Linked DNA regions of Mus musculus: regions 1, 2, 3 and 5 are each linked to region 4. Evidence: chromatin loops called from intact Hi-C (ENCODE). Cell type or tissue: heart. All regions are shown on one strand. Region 1 has its middle 150 kb from the start of Kcnq5. Region 2 overlaps Kcnq5 (potassium voltage-gated channel, subfamily Q, member 5). Region 3 overlaps Kcnq5 (potassium voltage-gated channel, subfamily Q, member 5). Region 4 holds the start of Kcnq5 (potassium voltage-gated channel, subfamily Q, member 5). Region 5 overlaps Kcnq5 (potassium voltage-gated channel, subfamily Q, member 5).

Evidence for each region. Hi-C counts contacts between places; a loop is a spot of excess contacts. Peaks named below come from ENCODE experiments on the same cell type or tissue, not always from the same donor. Only the 100,000 strongest peaks of a DNase experiment are listed, where the experiment ranks them.
Region 1: it touches region 4 in a loop (2.0-fold over the local background); 2 of 42 quality-filtered maps call a loop at or near these places.
Region 2: a loop joins it to region 4, with 2.1 times the contacts of the local background. A loop is called at or near these places in 4 of 42 quality-filtered maps.
Region 3: it touches region 4 in a loop (3-fold over the local background); 5 of 42 quality-filtered maps call a loop at or near these places.
Region 5: it touches region 4 in a loop (2.1-fold over the local background); 3 of 42 quality-filtered maps call a loop at or near these places.

The regions. Positions count from the first base shown.
Region 1 is chr1:22,112,502-22,117,501 of GRCm38, reverse strand. No RefSeq gene overlaps it. Among named protein-coding and RNA genes, the nearest start is that of Kcnq5, 150 kb to the right of the region's middle. In heart, no CTCF peak of the experiment used is centred here; no DNase peak of the experiment used is centred here.
Region 2 is chr1:21,827,763-21,832,762 of GRCm38, reverse strand. All of the region lies in intron 1 of Kcnq5 (potassium voltage-gated channel, subfamily Q, member 5), which reads left to right. Among named protein-coding and RNA genes, the nearest start is that of Kcnq5, 130 kb to the left of the region's middle. In heart, a CTCF peak has its summit at 2,407; no DNase peak of the experiment used is centred here; H3K4me3 peaks cover 760 bases; H3K27ac peaks cover 1,553 bases.
Region 3 is chr1:21,609,715-21,614,714 of GRCm38, reverse strand. All of the region lies in intron 1 of Kcnq5 (potassium voltage-gated channel, subfamily Q, member 5), which reads left to right. Among named protein-coding and RNA genes, the nearest start is that of Khdc1b, 230 kb to the right of the region's middle. In heart, no CTCF peak of the experiment used is centred here; no DNase peak of the experiment used is centred here; H3K27ac peaks cover 1,408 bases.
Region 4 is chr1:21,959,254-21,964,253 of GRCm38, reverse strand. Kcnq5 (potassium voltage-gated channel, subfamily Q, member 5) reads left to right here and starts at 2,312. Exons shown (of 14, transcript NM_023872.3): 1 at 2,312-3,073. The coding sequence starts at 2,673. In heart, a CTCF peak has its summit at 2,840; DNase peaks (open chromatin) are centred at 1,923 and 2,763; H3K4me3 peaks cover 4,307 bases; H3K27ac peaks cover 4,568 bases.
Region 5 is chr1:21,533,034-21,538,033 of GRCm38, reverse strand. Kcnq5 (potassium voltage-gated channel, subfamily Q, member 5) reads left to right here. Exons shown (of 14, transcript NM_023872.3): 3 at 2,847-2,973. Among named protein-coding and RNA genes, the nearest start is that of Khdc1b, 150 kb to the right of the region's middle. In heart, no CTCF peak of the experiment used is centred here; no DNase peak of the experiment used is centred here.

The sequences.
Region 1 (5,000 bases), 150 kb before region 4:
AAAGGCTTTCCAGAACCCTTTAAGTACTGTAAAACAAAAGACACCTGGTGGATTCTAATCAGTAGAAAATTCCATTTGACCACTTGGACTCTCTCTCTGTAAACCCAGCCTAAGCCACAGGAGTTCTCTTGGCAGATATGTCTGCTCCCTACTCACTGAACTCATGACAACTTAACCAAATAACTGTACGCAAGAGTTGTACAATGTAACTCTGAAACTCAAACATACAACTGTGAATTCAGACCTCTTACATTTTCTCATATCTTTATCGTAACATTCTGGCTTCTTTCTGTTTTGTTTTGTTCTGATCAATGTCTAATTATGTTTCCCAGGCTGGTCTTGAACCCATAGACATATGCTGTTGCCTCCAGCCTTTAGATAATCTGAGAGTACAGCTTTGTACTACAGCACCCAGATATGATTTCTGCTTTGTTACCCAACATAACAATCATCTTCTCCTAATGTAAAAATAAGTCATTGTGTTTGATTGATCTGCCACTGATGGTTTCCTGTTTGCTAATGCTGTTGCGTAGGGCAGTCTTTAGACATGGTGCTACATGAATCCACTCATCCTGACTTCAATTCATCAATCTTTCCTTTTCCCCTCTGAGTACTACCAGTGTAGCCCAACTGCTACAGCCTAACTTCATAAGCAACCAGTGCTTTTAGCAGTTTCCTTTAACGTGGGAAGAAATGGAAAACACTTTCAATGTTTTACTGTGTTTTTAAACAGACATATCATCACTTTACCCAGGTAAACAAAGCCAGGCAGATTAACACAATGATGGTTTGCACCAGCAAGTTGGCTCAGTGGATAAAGGCTCAGTGCCCAGCAAACTTGGCAACCTGAGTTTAATTCCTGGAATTCAAATGAAGGTTAAAAGAGAGAGAGAGCTGACTCCACAAACATGTTCTCTGACCTCCACACAAAAGTAATGGAATATGCATGCCTTCAACCTTTCATACACACACACACACACACACACACACACACACACACACCAATGCTTAGTAAATTTTTGCAAAAACAAAATTAATATTATTTTATATATGGCAGCATGATTGCACTTATGAATCCTGTTTTAGTGCAGTTTTTTCCATAGCATATTTTTTACATATACCTTCCTTCCTATTCTCTATTCTTATAAGGAGGAAAATAATGGTGTTTGACTATGAGATAAATTTTGTTTGACATAAGGGAGTAATGTTAAAATCAATAAGTTCAATTTTGAGGGAAAGGATTCTGGCTAACTGTGAGGAACAATCCCAGATCTTATGAGAATAGAACCCTGAATGGAGTCAAGATATATAATACCTATGAAAGACACTGGGAGGCTGGGAATACAGCCTTATGGTAGAACACATGCCTAAAGCAGTGGATTTGTTCCCTATCAATACCAAAATGAGCGAATGAATTAAGAAATAAATATATTGCTAATGTTGTAATGATTCAAGCTGTTAGTGTTTTTTGTTTTTGTTTAAGATTTATTTCTTTGTTTTATGTATATGAGTTTATTGCTGCTGTCTTCAGACACACCAGAAGAGGGCATGGGATCCCATTGCAGATGGTGAGCAACTATATGATTCCTGGAAATTGAACTCAGATCTCTGGAAGAGCAGCAGTGCTCTTAATCACTGAACCATATCTCCAGGCCCTAGTGTGTGGCTATTAATGCTTAAAGGCCACATGTCACAATGAGCATGGTTTTGCATGCTTGTAACCCCAGGACTTGGGCAGGAAGCTGAAGCAGCATCATGAGTGTGAGGCCAGTCTGGGTTACAGAGCAAGACATAATTAAAGAAAAAAGTGTCACCACGCTATTTCAGAAAAGAAAAATGAACCTATATATCCTCCTTAAAGATCTCTATTATCTTCATGAGATGGGAGTTTAGGTCAGCAACACGCTTTTCAGGTGTCTCGGGGGTATCCAGAGCTTGCTGTGGTGGGAGAGCTGAGTTCTGATGGTGTCAAAGTATATTGGAGATCTGCTGCAACCCGAGGACATAGGAACCAAGCCCCAGATAGAGACACCCAGGATAGCTAACCCCAGAGATAACCATATAGTAAGAAGCAAGCCCAAGATCATAAGCAACAGAAGCCAATATACTTTGAAACCTTATTTGTTAAATGATGAAAATTTCATCAGACCATAGTGGCTCAGTGAAGTTCACTGGGAAGATTGAACAGGAGGATCAATTTGATATGGAAGGCAGCCTTGGTTACACAGAGAGCTGAAAACATGTCCAGGATACAAAGTAAGATCTTGTCTAACAGCAGCAGCAGGCAATAGCAACACAACAACAACAACAACAACAACAACAAATCTATGATGTTGGGGATATTTTTGTATACTGTGTATTTGAATGCTCATTTTTGTACCCAGAGATCTGGGTACAGTTTAAATTTTGGTATCATCATTATAAAGAACCATTTCCTGACAGTATTTTGTGAAACATTGTTCTCCATCACTTCTAATTGGTTAAGAAAAACCTGATCTTTCTATAGCTAGGGAGAAGAATTAAGACAAGACTTCCAATTCCAATGAGGGGGTCCGGGGTAAAGTGAATCAAGAGATTGTGAGAGAGTGGCCATGGGGTTGTGACCATGATGGAGTCCCCATGAGGACAGATGAAGTACGAGGCCTGGGCGAGATTAAAATGGCAGGTAACAGGGCACATGGCTGGGTAGTAGGCAGCATAGTTGGCTAAGAATAGATGCATCTCTCTCCAGCTATAGTAGTTGAAGTTTAATAATAAATATTATAGGTCTCTGTGTCAGTATTCTGGTACAAGGGAGGGAATAGAAAAGCCTTGCACTTTTACACTACAGCATGCGTAAGCATTTTACTGAATTAATTGTATGTAGTCATTTCACTTAAGATATTAATGTTACTAATTAAATGCAAATTAAAGCCTCGTGTTAACAAAGGCTGTTCACTCCCCAAACTGAAGGAATAATCACTGATGTCTGATATTTTACTATCCTTTACATCTTATCAAGGAAATAGCCAAGTTCTTGTACTGTCGTGTACAACCAACACAGAAATCAGAGCCACGTCAATGAGACTGGATTCTGTGAAAGGAAGTCTTCAGTGAGAAATTAACTATTGCCTATACCTGCTACCGTGTACTAACAATAAATGCTTTTAGTCCTTTCTAGTAAGAATTTTAAAAGTTAGCTTTAGTTTAAAATCTGACTGTTTTAGTAAAGAACACACAAAGCTTGGCTTCCATTTACTTAAATAATTTAAAACATTTTAATTGAAAACAAAATGCCACAAAGATTTCAAAAGCAAACGTCAAGATGCAATTATCTACAGGAACAATAATGACATCACCAACATCACCAAGCATTGTAGTAATAAAGCCACGAATGTCAGCTTTCATTATAGCTCATTGCCACATCTTGTTACCAAATTAAAATGTAATCAAGTTTTTATAAATTGTCATGGAAACATCTGTTCTGAAGTAATAATATGTTAGAGCTGGGGTGTTTATGGTGCTTTCCATCCAATGTAATTGAAACTAAATCATGTCATATCTATATCTAATCTATATTTATATATCTATATCTAATATCTCTATCTCTACCTATCTGTCATCTATCTGCCTATCTATCTATCTATCTATCTATCTATCTATCATCTATCCATCTATCTATTTATCTATCTATCATCTATATGGAGTTGCTTACAAGAAATTTTAATAAGAACTTTATTTTGTAGAACCTTAGGACAATCCTAGCAAATGTAACAAGGAAAGATTCAAGGGCTTGCATCAAATGATTTGTTTAAGATGCGATTTTTCAAATGTATAGTGCTGCATTATGGTAAAGATTTTGAAAAGCCATCCTAGACTCAACTCTATATGCCCACCGAAGACAGTGGTAAATTAAAAAAGAGAGGAAGCCATTCGTTGTCATGGAGCCTCAGAGGGCAGTTTTCATAAACCAGAGTTTCCAAACTCTGTATTACTATTCTATGTATTACTATTCAAGCTTTAAAAAAAAAGTGTCTCCTATTGGTGGCAGAGAAGAGATGGCTCAGTGGTTAAAAGTCCTTGCTGTTCTTCCAGTGGATCTGAGTTTGATTCCCAGTACCCATATTAGGCATCTTGCAGACACATGGAACTCTAGCTCTAGAAGAACTGATACCGTCCATGAGAAACTGTAAGCATATCTACATACCCCCACACAGACACTCAAACACATAACCAATAACAAAAATAAGCTAACCCCTTTCTGAAGGAGCAGAAATTGTAGTTCTTATTTAGTAAAATTTGTGTTTGGTGATTCTGGAACCCAGAGAAAGAATTTTAACTAATGCATTATGAGGTACTTGAAGGACCTTAGCTTATGCATATGAGCACACTGTTGCTCTCTTCAGACATCAGAAGAGGGCATCGAATCCCAATACAGATGGTTCTGATCCACCACATGGTTGCTGGGAGTTGAATTCAGGACATCTAGAAGAGCAGACAGTGCTCTTAATTACTGAGCCATTTCTCCAGCTGGATATTGGGTCATTAGACCTATCATTTTCTTAAATTCACATTCAGTAGGGATACCAAAGAGAAATAGGACAACTGGGTTTTCACAACTTTAAAAGGAAAAGCACTTAGTGGCTGCTACAAAGGGAGTATGTATGCTGTAGCATGTGAGCATGTCAGAGGACACCTTGCTGCTACAGCTTGCATGCAGGGTCAGAAAGACAACTCTGGAGCATGTGGTATGATTTCAAACTAAATCATCAGTGGTTTATAATAGTTTAACTTCCCGAGTCACTTAAACTTTCAGATTTCTGTCTCTTCATTAGCTAAATGGAGAGAATTACTAGGCTGGCATAACAAACACTATACATTTCATCGTAGTATGATGAATGAGAGCTAGACAATCCCGAGTGTATCTATGGAAAACTTATTATTCATCCTTATCAGCACTATTCATCATTAGATCAATAATGTGGAGTGTTTTTGTTTCTTTGTTTCTTTGTTTGCTTTCA
Region 2 (5,000 bases), 130 kb after region 4:
TGGCACATCAGTAACGCTGGTTAGACCCTGGAAGAGGAGGTGGCAAGTTTGTGTGTGGGATGGGGTAGTGGAGGCTGCACAAAGGGTTCTAACACCTACTTTAATATTTCTAAGAACAAGCAGAAGCTACTTATAATTTTGCTAAACATAGTGTGTGTGTCTGTGTGTCTGTGTGTGTGTGCCTGTGTGTGTGTGTGTGTGTGTGTGTATGTATGTGAGTGAGAAAGACAGACAGACAGACAGACAAACATAGAATGTATGCAAGTACGGTGGACATATGGAAGATAGAATTTTCACTGGATCCCACCTCTAGCCAAAATACGGCTTCTAGTGACTTCTGAGAGAATTAGCCTCTCCCAAGGATGAGTGTTGTTCTGAGTTGTCCAATGCAGAGTAGACAACCCTGAAAAGCTGTTGATTTTTATGTGTTGATTTTGTTTCCTGCTACCTTAATTAACTCATCTACCAGTTTAAATGGTCTTTCAGTTTTTCTAAGTAGAGAATCATATAATCTGTAAATGGGAATAAATTAGATTTATCTCTGTGCATTTATTAGTTTCCCTTTAATTGATTTAGCTAAAATTCCTATTATACTGAAAAGGAGTTGTGAGAATAGACATTTTTCTCTCCTTTTTGTAAGCATTAAAGCTTTATTTAACTTTGTATTTTATTGGCTATTAGTTTGGCATGCAAAGGTTTTATCATGCACTTGTATGGTATTTCTGTACTTTAATTTCAAGACTTCTACTGTAAAGCAGTGTTTAATTTTACCAAGTTCTTTCTCTGCCTTTAATAAAATAATCACATGAGTTTTCACTTTATTATATTCCATGCTTCGTTATTATGCTTCTATATTTCCACCTGTTAAACTCTACATTAAGAGTTAAGAGCCAACTTGATAATACTATATAATCTTACATTTTATTTAATTCAATTTGTTATTTTTATAAGTAATTTTGTTACTGATCCTGATTTTCAGTTCTTCTTTATTTTATTAAGTGTCTGTCCTAACCTTTGACTGCCCATTTATTTATGTTATATATTATGTTATTTATTTTTATTTATCTATAGATAGTTTTATCATTTTAAAAATATAATAACCTGGTGTCTATAGTAAGAAGGCATGCCTGGGTCAAGTCTAGCTTGGCATTCCTTCTAACTTGCTTTATCTGACTTTAGTATCAGTTAGAAGATATAATAATTAAAACCAAGGAAAATAGACAGAAATCTCAGTGAATAATTATGAACACAGTCATTTAAGCTAGAAAGTGAGGAGAAGAGACCTTTGGCCTTCGAGAACTTTATGTTAGACAAAACACCCTAAAACCAAAGTAAAATATAGACACCACAGTTTTTCCTATTTCAAATTAGAACCTTGTTTGTCCAACCAGACACTAATTAATGAGAAACACCTCTAGCTGCATGAAATCCAATACCTTCGGAGAGAAATGACCTCCGTGCAGACATTCTTCCTTGAAGCTAAAGGGACGAGGTCTAGCTGCACAGACTATGGTCCATACATTTTAGGACATCAGTTTCATTCTTTCTGCTCTCTGTCTCTCTGTCATTCACATTATCACTAAATGGTTATTTTGGTGGAAAAAGGAATGCTCAATTCGAGATGGGTTCAGTTATGGTTAAGGAGGGCTATATATTATTAGTTCAGCTTCATACTACATCTGCCTGTTTAGTGTTTTTTAAAAACTTAGGTTCCACTATGGATCATGTAGAATACCGCAGGACACTGGTCTCTAGAAGAGGCATCCATTCCCAGATCACATGAATGCATACCTAGAGGACTGTGTTATATCAGTGTATAGATAGTCAGGCTTTCTAATTTACATGGTTTAATCCCAGCCCATCTCTCCCGCAGGTGCAAAATATCATGGTTTAAATGAAAATATCATTATTCCTGTGTTACTCATCTACTGCTTAAGAGATGGATGCCCTCCACGAGAGAGACCAGATAACTGGACATAACTACACACAGTATTTAAAATTCAGTGAAATGTAACCCTTAAATATGTCAGTCAAACTGAAATAGCTGATTAATTCCTATTAGTAGAATACTTGGCTCCTTATAGGAGAGACAAAGGAATATTACTTCACATACACAGGCACACAGGCCTTCTCTAGCCTCCCTTTTCCTTGTTCTACGGTGGGGAATCTCCGGCATATAATATGAGAAGAAACGAGGAGAAGTTGGACAGAAGGTACAGATATTACTGAACAGAACATACAGAAGCACTCAGCACTTGAGCCCCAGCGTAACGCAGAGGTCTTGAGAGAATGAGTTCATAAACGAACAGAGGAGGCAGCTGCTTTCCCAGTGCCAGTGCCATGCTTTCTCTCAGCGATGACAATGTGCACTGCTGGGCTTGGCCTGTAGTTGGTAACTTTCATTAATAAACCAAGTGCACCCATTCAGGAAGTACCGGGCAAGGCTCTAGGGGAAGAGATCCATTAGCATTCCACATTTATGTCGAAGAGATGGTGGAGCAAGGCCTCCTGGGTAAAGTCTTAGGAACAATTACAGCTAATTAAAAGGACAGTCCTATCAGCACCCAAACCATGTGGGAAAGGAGTTGGTGACTCAGCTTGTTATTTTGAGTCGAATCCATGCAAAGCCAAATACAGTTCTCAGAAGTCTGTCTATTAGTGTGTGTGAGGTGAGGGGCCAATCAACAGCTCAGCTTTGAAACAAAAGTGAAAGGCATTCGTAGTTACTTTCAGATCCTCTAAAAATAGCTACCATCCTCTGCCAAAGCTAATATAGACAGAATTCCCATGGAAACCCTGAGGACTACAAAGGGCAGATGTTAATTTTTTTCCCAGTTCCTATCGGTCAAATGGCTCCTGCCCGATATTTCTAATGTAGAAACATATAGAGTAAACCACAAAGGCACTGTGTTTATCAGCAGTCTGTGCGTGCTTCAAATGCTTTGCTAGAAACGTTTTAGGGAAAGAGGAGCCTGTGGCAACTTGCTTCATGTTGCCTGTTTGTGCTGGTGGTCGACTCTAGTCTACAACCAAATTTTTGCTTTTTATATTATCAGCACTGAGTATTTGTCTACCATGCATATCACAGTTCTTTGCATTGGTCTTTTTGAAGGTAGTACCTCTTTTGGGTGTGTTTATTAAGTCCTTGGGAGCTAAGAGAATTAAAGGCTGTAAGATCCAAATGGAATTTAACTGTGTGATGTTTACTTTTGAGCAGTCTAATTTTTCTTACTTTAAATTACAGGTAAAATTTCAAAAACTTAATTAAGAACTAAAATAATTGCTGTTGTATATTTCATTATTGAGATATACATTATTGTTGTATAAGATTCTTGGAGAATCTTATGATTGTGATTTAACAAATGCCAGAATAACAATTTTAACATTTTTAATGGTAAAATTGAAGAATAGAATAAAATTGCAAATTGTTTTGCAAATAGTTTTAGTATGGAATTAAATTGATTTAATAATGCTAATTTTAAAAGTAAAGTGTTAATTCTTCCATTTATTTTGCCCGTTTGTATTCTTCTTAGAAGTGTGTTTTCTAAGCTACATTATAATAATTAGCTTATCAATGTGCTCTTTAACAGGCTGCAAAGTCTTCCATATGGGTCACATGTAATCATCCTATACATAGCAAATTTGGAAGGTTAGAGTCATACTTTTGTAATTCTATAATTAAAGGATAATGAGTTTTCTTCAGTTCGTTTCCTTGCATAGTTAGTTATTTTACTCATAGTTCCTAAAGATAATTTTTCAGCAGCAACTGCAACTTTTTTTTAAATTTTATAGCAATTATGTCTTTAAATAAAATTGAGTTGCAAAGCACTAATATGTGACAGCTCAAAAAAAAAAAAAAAAAAAAGAAGCTATCCCAGTATGCTGCTTATTCAGAAACAAACCTAGAGTAAGAAAACCTCATGTTTCCACATTGTATTTTAAATTTTCTTTTTAAAATTTCTGTTTGTTTGAGTCTTTGTTTTCTCAGTGAGGCCCATGGAGGACAGGTTATGGGTCCCATATGTGGCTCACTGCTACAGCTCTGTTAGGGCAATAGCCAAGAAATGCATCCCTTACTCTACTTTTTAGTTCTTATAAATCTAAAAATAGATAGCTCAGTGGGTAAAATAATTGCCGTGAAAACTGGCAGACCCAAGTTCGAATCTCCAATTTACATAAAAGCCAGCATGAGTGTTCATGTCCATAATTTTGGTGCTTATACAGCAAGACAGGAGACAAAGATAAGATAAATCTCTGGAGGCTCACAAGCCAGCTAGACTGGTTCATGCAGCTGTGAAGATCAGAAACTAACAGGGTAGAAGGCCAGGTTTTCCTCTGACTTGCATGTAGTACCCACTCAAAAATATATATGTGCACGTGTGCATGCACACACACACACACACACACACTCACACAAAGGAGATGGGGCAGGGAGGAACAGTTTAAAAACATCATGTCTTAGTTGTAGGCAGACCCAAGTTTAGATCTACTTTGTTCCCAGACTATTCAGGTGAATTTTCTTTGAAGGAATATTTTTATAGCTGGAGAAAGAGGTCTGTTGGAAATGTGCTTCTTATGAGGATGAACATCTGAGTTTGTTTGATTTCTGGGACCCATGTACAAAATACAGCAGGAGGGATGGTGCCTGATTATAATCCCAGCACTAGGAAGACAGAGACAGGTGGATCCCTAACACTCACTGGAAGGCTAAACTACTTGGTGAGCTTTATTCCAGTGAGAGATCTTAGCTTGTAAAACAAGGAGAACAGCAGCTGAGGGATGCCTGTAGGATCATCACCTCACCTCCATGTATGGTCTAGCACACATGCATACGCATAAGCAATCTTTTTCCTTTGTTTCCTTGGCCTTATTTTTGTTTGTTTTTGCAGACAAGACCTTACTACATAGCTAAGATTCTCCTCCAAGTTGCAAATCTCACTCTGGCTTCAGAGAGCCAGGACTACAATATTGCTCCATCAGACTTTTGACTGAGGCAATAC
Region 3 (5,000 bases), 350 kb after region 4:
GAGAGCAAGTTCTATCTGCTGAACATGTAGAACAGAAAGATGTTTATGATCTGAGCTGATGAGAAAAAAACAGATTCAAAGGAGGGCAAAGGTTTAAAATTGGAAGTACAGCCAACTCTAAGCAGAACAGTGGATAAGGAGAAAGAGACTGTAATTATAGCTCCTAAATTGCTGTTCTTGATGACTAGTTAGATGGGCAAGGTAAAACTATAAACAGTGATTTCTAGGAACCCAGACCAAGTTGTGAATCTCTGTGTTATTAATGTTGAATTCTTGTTTGAGAACCATCAGAACCTATTCTGATAATCAATAAATTTTTCCCAGAAGTCATTAGCATTTACCTTCAAGATTGAGTCGTGATATCTGTAGAAAAAAAAAACTGGCTTCTATAATCACACATAAATATGGGTGCAATATTTTCAAAAATGATGAAAGGTACTAAAGTAGCCAAAAATAAGTTGAAGTACCAAGATCAACCCACGCTGTAAACTTGAGCAGCACCTGCTCTGTATTCCTTCTCCAGTACAGCAGGCCACAGGAATGAGAATAAACAATGTGGTCTCGCTGACATGTTTCCCTCTGGCTACTCACCCAGTTGGTATGTGATGATGACATACCTGACAGCAGGCTTTGAGGTGGGAGCTGAAAATAGCCACCTGGAGTTTCCAACTGCTCTTTGCTTTCAGTAAGAAGGATCATTGTTTATGTTTACTTTTCTCACCCTTGTTTTGAAAGACTTATTTTAAACCATATTTTAACTATCCTTGATAGTTGTTAAACTTTTTGTGCCAAAATGAAAGATACAAGTTTTTTAAAGATTTATAATTTTTGGTGATGGTGGTGGTGGTGGTGGTGGTGGTGGTGTGTGTGTGTGTGTCTGTGTGTCCAATGTCAGGGGAAGAGGCCACATGTGTCAGAATTTTTGTAACTAGAGTTACATATTTGGGAACCACCATGTAGGTGCTAGGAACTGAACCTGGATGCTCTGCAAGAATAGCAAATGCTCTTAACTGCTGAGCCATCTCTCCTGCACCAAAATCAATTTCAGGTTTGAAAGTGACCAAGTTGATTGCTTTTTAGACTACAGAGATATTTTTTTAAAACAACAGCTTGAAAAGTATCTTTTTTTTCATCCTTCTCATTCTTTGTACCCTGGGAAGGTGTGTATAGAATTTAGGCTGGATATAAGCATTGGTCATTTGTATATAGTAAATTTTAGCACTAACACCTATGTAGCATGTAAAGTTGAACCATGAGAAACTGCTGAAATGCAATTGGTTCAGGCTGTCAGTAGTGGTAGTTTTGTATAGCTGAACCTGATAGTTTATTTAGCTCAGCCTTTAGATAGGAAACTATACCTCCTCCCTTGTGTGAAGAGCCCTCTGTTTGGAGAATCCTGTCACAACTGAAACATGAACCAGAGTTCCCTCTGTGACTCCTCTGTTCATATATCCTTCTGGTCTATCATTCTAGGTATTAGCAGACAGACTATTCATATGTTTAATTATCCACTCTCTGGTTGGCAAACTCTCAGACACCAAAATTTAAAGGGCAAGTGAAGTCAATGTGTTGAGTTCAATTCTACACAAAAGAGTATTCTAACTACTGTCACCCTTTTCCTAATACCTATCCTGATTTCTGTTTTTATTAACATTAAAGTATCTAAATGATCCAAGAAATTAAGGCTTGTACAGTAAATGTGTCCCAATGACAACCTCTGATTATCAATAATGACAAGTTTGAAGCTTGCATGAATTACTAGTTTGAATACTCCTCTATGATTCAAGCCTGTACAATTACAATTTTTGTTTCCTTAGTTATCATAAGATTTACATACATACATACATACACACAAACACACACAGTGAATGCAGGACAAAAGAACTATCAACTTCATGAGTTAGGGATCTATGATTTCACATGTAACTGTTTAGCATTGTATTGTCCCATGTATATTACATATGCACATGTGTACAGAGCATACACATTGACACAGAAAATTGCAAAGTAGTTTTTTTATGTAGATTTTCAGTAATGCTAAGTCCAGTTGCTCAAAAGAGGAGAATCACCTGTTGGAGCAGGCACTAAGTATATCTAATGAGTTTTAAGGACTTAGTATAAATAGTCTTGTTGACTTTCTGTTGGTGTCTATGGCTTAGCTGCCTTTCTGGCTACTGACAAAGAAGTCTCTAACCCTAACATTATCACTACCTTTGCAAATTGCCATCAGTCAGAGGCAATCTACCATGCATAGAAGCTAGTTTATAGTCTTCCTTTCAAAAATACAATGTAGAAATAGAATCTTGCAATGACTTGCATTTTCAGTTTTCTGGGGAACAAGTGAATAAGTATTTGCCATTTGAAATTTAGCTGATATAAGTCATCAAATGATCTTTGAGAAATGTCTTTTCTCAACCATGGTGAAGAATGTATGTACCTGGTACATAATCAATGAAATTTTCTTAAATTTGAAGGAGTAAGATACAAGCCTGCTCTCAAAAACTTTGTAATTCTCTGGCCAAAATATGACATACTTACATGGTACTTTCATTGCCTTCCATACATAATCAAATCCTGTGTACATGACAAGAACAAGACTTCATATTTACTAATGAAGAAATTGAAGTTGAAAGGGGCTAAAACGCTTGTCCAAGAGTTCTAAGCTAGGGAGCAGTGAAGCTGAAGCAGACTCCATGCCTTCTAATCCCTGACCTAATGCTGGTTCCAACAAATAAGTTTAGCTTGCAAAGTAAATCTGAAGAAGTAATCTGAAAACTCAAACGATCCACTCATGTGCTCATTCATTCACTCACAATGGCCCAAATAGGGCACCACACATAACGTATGTTCTCCAGGTGATATTTTTCCAGTCGTACATTATTGTTGACCATAGTAAATTCATGTCATATTGAAGGACATAATCTCTAATTAGTAAAAAAAAAATTATAATACTCAATGAAACAAAAATCTGAACTTTGAGGTCATGGGAAATCTGCACCTTCTTCTCATTTTTTTTCTTTTTGTGGAAACCAATCCCCCTTTAAAGAAAAGATCTTAAAAAAATCCTTTGTGTCTAGGATACATTTTTAGAGATTCTCTGAATCATTCTCAAAGACAATGTTTCTGAGAGTTCTCAGAGATGCTTAAAAAGCTTTATGTATCTATATACATATAAAATTTGTGTATGTGTAGTTACTTTTTTCTCACTGTATTTAAGAGTTTTGTGAAAATCTTTTTAAAAGATGCAAATACTTAGGGGAAAGTGCTCTGAAACTGCAGGGAAAAAGTTAATTTTTATTTCCCAAAACTTCATGGTGAAAAAGACACGCTCTAGAGAACTCCTTAAGCTTAGACTTTTGCAGTCAGACCCACATTGCCTGACATCCATTTCAGATAATAGTGCCTGCTTAATCTCCTATGGCTTTTTGTTCCAATTATGGTTTCCACCAGGCAACATTAAACAGAGGAGACAAAGATCAAATGCCCTTCTGATCAGCTGACTCTCATTTTATGCACATGACAAAGCAGGAGCAATGAAGAAAGCAAACCACCTTTTTCCCAGTTCCTGCAGTTGCAAAATATTAAGAGCTTAGCATATAACCCCATCCCAAACAGTGTAGCTATAGGTAATTGTCAGCCCCTGGCTGAAGAGAGGGGAGTTTTCACTAAAAGTATAGTACCTGGTAATGCTGGCATCCTCTAGTGGAAGACATGCAGACAGGACTATTTGGGCAGAACACACTGCTTGAAGGATTAAGAAGAAACAAAGGACAGGAAGTTGCATGGGCCAGGAAAAGAGGCTTTGGGAAGAGTTGGGGGCAAAGGGGTGAGTGTTTTGAAAATACATTGTGTAAAACTCACAAAGAAGCTGGGCAGTGGTAGTGCATGCCTTTAACCCTAATCCCAGCACTTGGGAGGCAGAGGCAGGCGGATTTCTGAGTTCAAGGCCAGTCTGGTCTACAAAGTGAGTTCCAGGACAGCCAGGGCTATACAGAGAAACCCTGTCAAAAACAAACAAACAAACCCACACACCTCACAAAGAACTAATTAAAAAATTCAAAACTAATTTCTATTTCAAAAAGGCATTTCAGAACGTTCAGTTCCACTTGTTCACATCTACTTTCTGTTATGTTTACATTTACAGAGACAGAGAACTCAGAAATTTCCTTTTATTTCCACCCTATTCTTTACATCTATAGTACATTTCATTATGAAAGTGTCCAGATGAAGGTTTTTTTTTCCTTCTGAAGGACTTACGAGAAAGCAAGGGGAACGAAATAATTATGAAGCAGAATTGCCATCGTGTGGCCAGATCAGAGTGGAAATCACATTGCTGACATTTTAAAACCTTGAGATTTTCATACAGTGTATTTGGATCTGGTTCACTCCCAACTCAACTCCCGGCGTCTCTCTCTGCCCAACTTCAGGTCCTCTTCTTTGTTCTTAAACCCATGGAGTATGTTTGTGGCTATATAATCACAGGACCTTCCGCTGGACTACAGTGGATGTATCAAGGGCCACATCCTTAAAGAACATGAACTCCCCTGTCCCAGAACATACCAATTGCTCCTCTGGTAAGGGTATAACTTTATAACATTCAGACCAAACCCAAAGTCAACAATCTATAGCTTTTGGACTAAATCTTTCCCAGCACCTTTTTTGCAAATAAAGTTTTATCAAAATACACTTCATTCATTGACAGCCTGTGGTTACTTTTGCACTCCAGTTGTAGCAACGGTCGGCTGCAAGAGAGTCCACCTGACTCCGGTGCCTAAAATATTTACTATCTGGCACTTTACAGAAAAAAAAAAAATGCTTCTCTCCTTTGCTGTAAATCTACCTTCTCTTCCTTTCTTCCAAATAGTAATAAGTAGTGAGAAAAGCATAGCCTGCATTCTCTAGTAAGAAGCAGAAAATAATGCTTCTTCCCCCTGGATTGTGCAGGCAATACTTCTGGGGTCCTGACAGCTTTGTGCATTGTAATGATCCCAGAATTGGAA
Region 4 (5,000 bases):
CTTAATTACAAACACTTTCTTTTCCTCAAAGTTGACTTTTGCCTATCTAGAGAAGTCACTGGGTTACAAGGAAAACATGGCACAGATCAAGGCCTAGGAACAGGTATGAACAGAGTCTCTTAGACTTTCCTTTCTGGGATTGAACAAGCAGGATGATCCCCTAGGGTTTGCACCAACAGCAGAATGGGTACTCCAACTGGGAGTCAGGATGCTGGGTTCCTAGTGGCCCATCCTGTCTGTGAATACACAGACAAGCCCCCTTCTCTGGGTTTGTGATTAAGTGGATGGCACTCAAAAAAGATAGTTACAAATGTCTTAGACGTCTATAACCCTTACTAATTGCAGATGTCCTTGCCACCTTCCCACCCGGGTTTATTAACATTTTCGAAATAGACATCATAGCTTCCCTGGTATGATCCCTGCATCCTAGGAAACCATCATTTGGACATTAAGCAGCTGAGTTCCTGGGCCTTTCAGAAGGGGAAACACGCTCTTGAGTCCTGCCTTAAAGAGATTTCCTGCCTGTGTGTGGGGCCAGGCCCCAGAGTGAGGCAAAGGTGATCTAATCTCAGTTGAAGTTTGCAGCAAAGAAAACAGCTTCCTTTAAAGGGGAAGTGGCCTTTTCATTTTCTTATTTTCAGCAAAGCTAGGATTTTTTTTTCATGCCGACAGCGTGTGCACGAGTCATTTTAAGTCTCTACATCTTTCACCCTGAAAGTCCCTGCACAGAAACTCCACGGGGAGTCTAAATATAGCTGCACCGAACTACCCCCCACCTCAGCTCCCACCTTCAGCCAGGGGTCTCCACGCAGCTCTAGGATTGGAGAGCTTATTCCAGGACATTCTCTTTGCATCTGCCTTGAATAGCAGGGCACGGAGCAACCTCTCTAGCACCTCCACGGTGTGTGGGTGTGAAGTGTATTAGAGGAAAGCAGGAGTGACTCTGAGTGTTGATGCTTGGCTCACACGTGGTACTGCTGCCAGCTGCACAGCGCTAGGGGTTAGTAGTGCCTACTGCCCAGAGGTTTGAAGGGAAACAAGGTCTTGCTGAGTAAGAACCAGGAAGAGGTCTTCACAAAACAATAACGATAAAAATAAAAGTAAAACTCTTAGCTGACGTTCTGACTGTAGAAAGCAGCTGTCTGTGGGCGTGGGTGTATGCACGGGGTGTATGTGTGGGTGTGTTGGTAGAGTATTATCTGCTATGGGTGAGACAACCAAGATAAGATTTTTGCCTTAGTGTTGGCTGGTATTCATGGAAGTGAAAAAAGGCTCAGGGATGGCCACTTTGCTACTGACTACCATGACTTTGTGTTGAAAGCATAGTTCAGTTGAACTTGGCGATTATTACTTTTTTTTTTTTAAATATTTGGGAGGAAGGCTGCTCTATTAGAAGGAGTTCCCAATCCTGGTGTCCTCTCAGTTTCCCCATCGCTGAATCTGTTGTTTAATTGCTAACAATATTTTTGAAAGGCGGAGTTCTGAGCCAGCAGCACCATAATCTCACTCTCATCCAAGAGAAGAGATGGGCTTTGGGGCGCCCATTTTCCAGAGGTGGTGGGGGATGCAGTCAGTGGTTCCCTTTTCTCTAACATTGTAAGTTACAGCATCCTGTCTGAGAGGCAGGTCCTGGACTCACTATCCTCCATGATCCCTCTCGAACTCCCTGGGGACGCCACAGTCGCGGCGGAGATTTAAGCAGTTTTATGACTTTCTTTCACTTACATGGAAATTTCTGGAAGGAGAGAAGTGGGCTCCTTTTCCCAGGCTGCTCTGTCAGGAGGAGCTCCCTCACCACGAAGGAGCTACTTTGGAGTTTTACGCCCTCCCCACACCCCACCCCTGGGGATGGGAAGGATGTTCTGCGACTCGCAGGCTTGTTGTCTGAGGCTAGGATGGAAAGTCACAGCCTGCAGGCTGGATTGAGTCGCGGGAAGCTGCTGGGTCCCTGCCTGGCTCTCTCCGGGTGTGTCCATTGAACTGCGGTGGGCTGGTCCCCAGCGCGGGAACCCAAGCGCCACTGCCAGAAGCTTAGCCCCCGCTGGCTCGCTCCTAGGCTAGCCAAAACCTGGAGGGTAGGACAGAACCTTTCCTGCCCACACCCATCACCCGAGGATGGCAGGACCAGGCGCGGCATAGCAGCGGGAGAAGCCCAGAGACCCGCTCGTCCAGTTTATTCAAGAGGCAGACTTCGCCCTCCGGACAGCTCCGAGTCCCAGGAAGAACCGAACCAAACTCATCCTGGGAGACCGACTTAGGGTCAAGCCGGTATTCTGCCGGGGTGCAGGGGACAGACAGACTCGAACCCTGCTGGGTGTGCACGCGTGCGAGCGTGCCTCCGGGCATCCCGCACACCCTCAGTCCCGTGTGCCGACACTCCTCGGGGAGGAGGGAGTGGCAGCCACCAGACTAAAGGAAAGCGAGGGACACCTCACAAAGTGACGCCCCCAACAGGTCCGGATTTGGAATTGGAAGCGGCAGAAATCCGGACCTCCCCGGGCCTGCTCCGCACACCCCGCCGCCCCCGCCCGGAGCCCCGACTCTAGGCTAGTCCGCCCCCCCGGGGCGCCCCGTCGGCTGCGGGTTTCCTCCTGCAGACCTGCCCGCGCACATGAAGCCGCTGCCCCCGCCGCAGGCGCCAGCGCCCCCCTCGCGGTGCCCGTGGTGATGCCATGCCCCGCCACCACGCGGGAGGAGAGGAGGGCGGTGCCGCCGGGCTCTGGGTGAGGAGCGGCGCGGCGGCGGCGGCAGGCGCGGGTGGGGGGCGCCCGGGCAGCGGCATGAAGGATGTGGAGTCCGGCCGCGGCAGGGTGCTGCTGAACTCGGCGGCCGCCAGGGGCGACGGCCTGCTGTTGCTCGGCACCCGCGCGGCGGCGCTCGGCGGAGGCGGCGGCGGCTTGAGAGAGAGCCGCCGGGGCAAGCAGGGGGCCCGAATGAGCCTGCTGGGGAAGCCGCTCTCCTACACCAGCAGCCAGAGCTGTCGGCGCAACGTCAAGTACCGGCGGGTGCAGAACTATCTGTACAACGTGCTGGAGCGACCCCGCGGCTGGGCGTTCGTCTACCACGCGTTCGTGTGAGTACCCGCGCCCCCACTTCCGACCCCGTGTGCCCCTAGCCATGCCCTCTGTTGGGGAGCCCCGGGGCGCACTTGGCGCCCGCGCCCTGGCCTTAGGCGCGGAAACGCGTGCGCGCTCACACGCAGAGCTACACACACGTGGTGGTTTTTATTTCTTTGCACGTGTTGCCATCGGCCCTCTGGAGCCCTCAATCTCTCTCGTCCCACCTCTCGCTCTGGTTCACATAGAGCCCTTTTGCCCCAAAGCACCCAAGGGACTAACGGGTCAGTTCCAGGTACCTGGGTGATTGAAGGCAGAAGCCGGACTTAGGCGACTCAGATAATCGGGAGCGATTAGGTCCTGATATGCGGAAAGTTAACTGAGTGGGGCGCCCAGGAGCTGGGGATAGCTCCGGGAGGTTGTGCACCATCCCGAGACTGGAGAGACTGGGAGGGCATGACCGGGTGGGATGGAGTGGCGAGGAGAAGGTTAAGAGTGGGTCCACAGTCAGCTCTGGGGTCAAGCAGAGGAAGCTGCTACGTGATGGAGAGAGAGAGAGACTAGGTTGTAAGCGCGCCCGGAAACACGCCTGGCCACCATCACAGCTGTCATCAACGGAAAATCTGTCAGTGCACGTAGTAGTCATTGCCACATAGAGGTGGTCAGAGTCTAGAGGGCTACCCAAGCTCTGTGGCAGGCAGTGCCAGCTGAAAGTGGAGAACTGGGGTTCAGGAACATGGCCAGAGGTGCTGTAGTGGAAATGCACAGGGGCCAGCTGTGACCTGAAGCAAGCAGTGTGTTTAGTTGACACTTATGGCGCCGAGATAAAGTGTGTGTGTGTGTGTGTGTGTGTGTGTGTGTGTGTGTGTGTGTGTGTGTGTTGACTAAGCCCTCACCATCTAGCAGAGTATGCGAGAATGAAAATGAGAAAATGGTTGGAAGCAAATGTTTATTTTTCCCTTAGGCATTAGAAAGCTTTCCGTGGCTTTGAAGTTTACTACTGTTTTGCCCGACGTCCATTCATTCAATCTCCTGTTAGAGTTAGGTGAATCTGGACGACAACTTAAGGTTGTTTTCATGTCTATACACCCTGTCTAATTTAATCTTTTTAGAGGAAGCCCCGCCTCTTCTTGCCCCGTCTCTGCCCCCTCCTTCTTTATGTTAAGATGAAGTACAAACATATTAGCCTTAGAAGACCTCCAGAGAAAGCTGCAGGCACATACTGATTGATTCCTTGTTTCTTACTTGGTTAAGATATGTTTGGAACAGACCAAAAAGACCTTTCAGAAATGAGGCATGCCGTCCTATACTTCTCCCTTATGTGGAATGAAGAATTGGCACAAACCCAGGAAAGTTAAAAAAAAAAAAATCATAATATCAGGAGAGAAGGAGCTGCTTTTATAAATAGGTGAACCTGAAATGTGACCAGGTAGAACTCAGGAAACTGGTGGAGTCTGCACTCTGGGGCCCCAGTGTCTGGGAATTTTTACAGTTGCAGATTGTTGTGAGCATGTAAGCTTAGGTGACCTATTCCAGCCAGCTTCATGTGTTTGCAAGGCACACATAGGGAATGTTGTATTCTGTCTAGCGTCATTACACTCAAAATATAAGGTCTATCCTTTGCTGATGAAAGAGTCATAAATATTTGAATGTAATTAATGATAGACACCCATGACACTTGTTAAGCTCATCTCCTTGGGTTGATATACAATTAATTTAGTATTTAATGATCTAATAAATTATTTTGACTGTCAGACTATAATATACATTTTTAAAAAGGAATGCTGAGGCTTAATTTGCTGTAAATGTGCACAGTATGGATGATGATATTTTTAGACATGCTCAAAATATTCATGGCTTTGAGTTTTAAATATGATGTAATATAGTATTTTTTATTTGGGTAAAGTACATGGTATGGGTTCAGAGGAAGCTTGACACTGTTGC
Region 5 (5,000 bases), 430 kb after region 4:
GGTTTTTCCTACAAACTGACTTGCCTGGGCTTGCCCAGTTCTTAGGCCTAGTTGCCTAGACTGTCGATTTGAAGGCTGTCATGGAGTCAGCCTGTCTCATCCCTCTCACTAATGAAGTCAGGGATCTGGGAGGAGAACTTACAACCACCCCTTTACTAAACCAGCATAATCCCTAACTAGATTCTAAATGTTTGTTTTAATACCTACAGGGATGTATAACCTTTATGCTCATCAAGAAAATGTCTCTTTACAACAGATGGAAACCCTGCAGAACACCACAACAAATCACAACGTAGAGTTGTGGGGCTCATGTTTTACATATACATTACAAATACAGTACAGATATACTACAGATACAAAACACTTCTACACCTAAGATTGAGTAACATCTCTGCACAAGATGGGGTGGAAAGCTTATAAGAGCCAAAGGATAGGGTGTTTGCTGTGGGATTGTATTCCATTACCTTCAGAACCTACATCCATAAAGACTCCATATTGATATTTCACAGCCACCATGTCCATGGTGACATCGTCTATTACATTTCTGAGATAGGTTGTCTCTATCAGCCTACAAAAGATTTATCAATTTTATTGACTTTTTTACATAGAAATCAGCTTTTTATTTCATGAAATTTCTGTTTAGTTTTTTTTTATTTTATTACTTTCATATATATACATATATATGTATATTGCAATGTATATTGCATTATTTGTGCCAATTTTACTCTTCTGTTCTCTTCACTACTGTGTTTTACCTGTAAATTTTGATAGGCTGTATTTTCGTTCTCTTTCAGTTATCTTTTGTAATTTTCATTGAGATTTTAATTAATAAAATACATAAAAGTATATTTTAATTCTTTTCTACATTTTTAGAGTTTGCTTGTCTTTCTACTATTGATTTATAAGCAAATTCCCTTATAATTGGACAACAGAGTCAGTTTTATTCTTTACAATGCTGAAGTTTGTTGATAGCTTATATGCTCTCTCTTGAACTTTTAAATGAAGTAAAGGATGACACCAAGCTGTTTTTAACATAAAAATTCATATTCTGTTGTGGTTATTGGAGATGCAAATCTCTATCTAGAACCCATTTCTGTTCTTATTCAGATATTCATTAGACTTGCTGATCTAGTGCTTCAGAGAAAAGGGGCTGGTGATACCTCAAATATGATCACATATTTCTTTGTACTCTTCTCAATTCTACCAGTTTTTGCTTTGTAAGGAAAATATACTATCATTTTTTCCTAATCTCTTTTAAAAACAAAACAAAATCATAAAGCATATGGCCATATTCCTGAACAACGGGAATTAAATAAAGACCTTATAGATATGTTATACTGCCTCGCTGAGGCATAGAAATGGGGCAGTGACTCTAGCATTTCTCTTAAGAACAATGTTCTTTTATCTATTGGTGTTATCTGTTTACCTGAGACATAGCATCATTATATAGCTGTGTTTGCAGGATGAGGCCACACATCAAGATTTGTGGGGAGAGTATCCTGTACAATACAATCTCTCACAACTGGAGTTCCAATACAATCTCTCACAACTGGAGTTCCAATACAATCTCTCACAACTGGAGTTCCAATACAATCTCTCACAACTGGAGTTCCAATACAATCTCTCACAACTGGATTTCCAAAATTCTCGACAGAAGTAGGATCCCTGGGAATGAGTAATGGTGGGGTCTGCTAATAAACTTTGTTGGGCACAAGTTTAGCTAAGTGAGCATTTTATACTAGAGCATGCTCTAAAGACATGTTTGCATAACACATGTACAAAAGTCTAGTTTTCATGAATTTGGTAACAAATTTACCTTAATGTAAAATGGATTGAAATGTTGATATTTCTACAATCTATTCTTCTGCGATATTAGGCAACTTATATAAAAAATGTGAGTTAATTTTATAATCTATCCCTTATAATAAAGCTGAATAATATGCAATTATCAATATTATAAATAAGGACAATCCTTGTCTTCAAACAAGAAAGGTAGTTCCCTTTTCAAAACAAGCCAATTTTAATAAACAGAGGATCTGTCCCTATAGAGACAAATGACTTTGCAAGACTTACTCCAGGATTATTTTCTTTTGCAAATTCCCTCTGCCTTCTTCATTCTGTGATTGACTGTTTAAGAGCTGCTATCTTTGGCCTTTCCCTGGGGTTAACTCACAGCCCTTCCTAAATAATCTCCGAGTCATTTTGCTGAAGCAGGTGTTGTTTTCCAGGCAGCCATTGCCAAAGGGCAGCATGATAATTAACCAGCTTCAGAGCTGAAGGGTTAGGTCTCACTTCTGACAGGCATTGGATGTATGTGGCATGCACGCACACACATAGTTATTCTTCTGAAACTGCCTGTATTTTAAGAGGAGTCTGGCACGGTGACAAAAAGCTGAACACTCCTAAAACTTACTTCTTATCCTCTGAGACCAACTCTTAAAGGTTTAGGGATTATGCCATTCCTTGCAGCACCATGAAGCTCTATGTCTCTAGGGCTTGCTGTTGTATTTCTGGGTTCATTTTTTATTTCATATAACCAAGAAGCTAAAGCCAGCTATACTACATATCCCTAGTGAGAAAACATTCCTACTCAACCCGCATGCTTGCTATTAAAATGGACACTTTCACACTGTTGGAGACTTGAGGAGGCTCACACCCTACAATAGGAGACAAGATACAGAAAATGGGCTTCAGTAATCTTCATACTGGTTTTGTGGAGAAAAGATGTTCTTTACATATCAACCAGATATGCCAAGCACAGGCCCTAAAGGTTCAGAAATATTCACACAGCATCTTAGAGTTGGTTGTTACTCTATAATGCTGACATGTCTGTTCTGATATCTTAGGAGTTCGTGATGATCGTTGTCTTTGGCTTGGAGTTCATCATTCGAATCTGGTCTGCAGGTTGCTGTTGTCGTTATAGAGGATGGCAAGGAAGACTGAGGTTTGCTCGAAAACCATTCTGTGTAATAGGTGAGTATCAAAGTCCAGAATTTATGGTACTGTTCTCTCTCTCTCTCTCTCTCTCTCTCTCTCTCTCTCTCTCTCTCTGTCTCTCTCTCTCTCTCTCTCTCTCTCTTTCTCTCTCTCCTTCTCTCTCTCTCTCTCCCTCTTTTCCTCCTTCCCTCCCTCCCTCCCTCTTTCCCTCCCTTCCTCCTTTCCTCTGTGTGTGTGTGTGTGTGTGTGTGTGTGTGTGTGTGTGTTTGTTGTATGTATGCATGTGTGCCTCTGCTGATTAGCTCTGCAGTATGCCTCCAGATTATATTCAAATGATTCAAATGGGCATCAATACATTATTCCTACAAACACTTACCCTCTAGCATACATTGACAGCACAAGTGTGGCTTCTGCTCTGGAAATTTTAAATCTGACCATGAGCTCTACAGGCTAAAATAGGATTTCTCCCACCCTCACCCCACAGTTCCAAAACAAATAGTGCATTTCCGTGTTGCCCCTAGCTTCTGTACTTCCAGGATGGACTCCATTCTGTTAAGACTCCATTTGAAATGATGTCTCCTGATGAAAATGTTGTAGAATCCTATGGAGTTAAGACCTGGCACCTCTCAGTAGGATTATTTAAAATCATATCATAAAACTGAAAACTCTGCATATCAAAGCTATTATTAGACAGCTAAATTTGCCTTTCCTGCTCTTTTGCCCTTCTCACTTGCTGGGCAAACATTCAGATCCAAAACGCTGGAAGTTCTTGAGTAAAGTTTACTCCAATTATTTCCAAGCTGAGAAAGTCAGGTTTAATTTACAGGATAGTTTACCCTCTTGTTTGGGGAGTTAGGAATTGTTGATCCTTGATCTCACCCCTTAACCCTGCTCCCTATGATGAGAGCAGTCCAGTGCTTTCCAGGGGTAGAGTTGCCCCCTCTGCAAGCACTGCTAACACCAACCTCTCTCATCTACAAAGATATGCGTCTTTTCTTTTTGGAAAGGTATGGAGAAAAGTAGGCAGCAGCTGACAATCCCATAGATCAAGTCATTGAACATTTGACCCCACCCCACCCTCACATGAAGGGGTCTTTTTCATTCTGAATTCTCTACTCAAACAAGGTTAGGGAAGATTATCACTTGGTGCAAAACTACTTGCCAAACAAGGACTTCCATGAAAAACCCAAACAGAACAACTCACAAAGCAGGTGGTTGGCCAAGATTCCCTCAACTTTTACAGTATAAAGTCAGTTCATGGGTGACTGTAGGGATGTTCCAATCCAGATTTTAAAACCAATTAAAAGTTGGTTGTATTCCAGTTCCAAAGGCAATGCCCATGTATTTCTGTTCTTCAAGCTAGAAAAAAAGTTCTTTCCCAAATGCCTGCTGCCTCTTGATAACTCTTTCCAGCCATGGATGCATCAACACACAGTAGCCTTTTAATCTTTCTCTGTCTGCTTCAGATAGTTGAAGGTCTTTCTCAGAAAGTAATCTTCTGTTCTCCATCATCCTACTTGCCTGGATACAACTATCAATGGTGACCTTGCAGATTTAATATCTGCATAATTTGGGTTTTGTTAGCTTTGGGGGAATTTCTGTTTAAATGGGCATTTTAAAGCTAGAAAACTAAATGCTCTGTAAGTTGACATAGATAAATATTTAATGAATTCCCATTAGAGCATAGATAAATATCCACTTGCAGCAAAAGTAATCACGCATGGCTTTCAGTATTCTATTTAATGTTTATGTGACAGTTGGATCTGTGTTTCAATATAATTGATATAATACTGAATATATTCAAATGTGGGTTATTAATATTAGATCCCTGGATTTATCACACACACATGAATCAAATGTCACCTACTGAAGGCAAGGGCTATACTGCATTATTCTTGAGACCCTTCCTAGATCTCTGTAGGAGTCCATAAGTATGCTGTGTAAACTGCTAAAAATGATGAAATCAGGTCAATGGTTCCCTTGTTCAACCAAATCTACACTGCTAAATGCAAAAGGGGATATTGTACTTTTCTTCCCTATCTGTGATGTGGGTTCTGAGCATG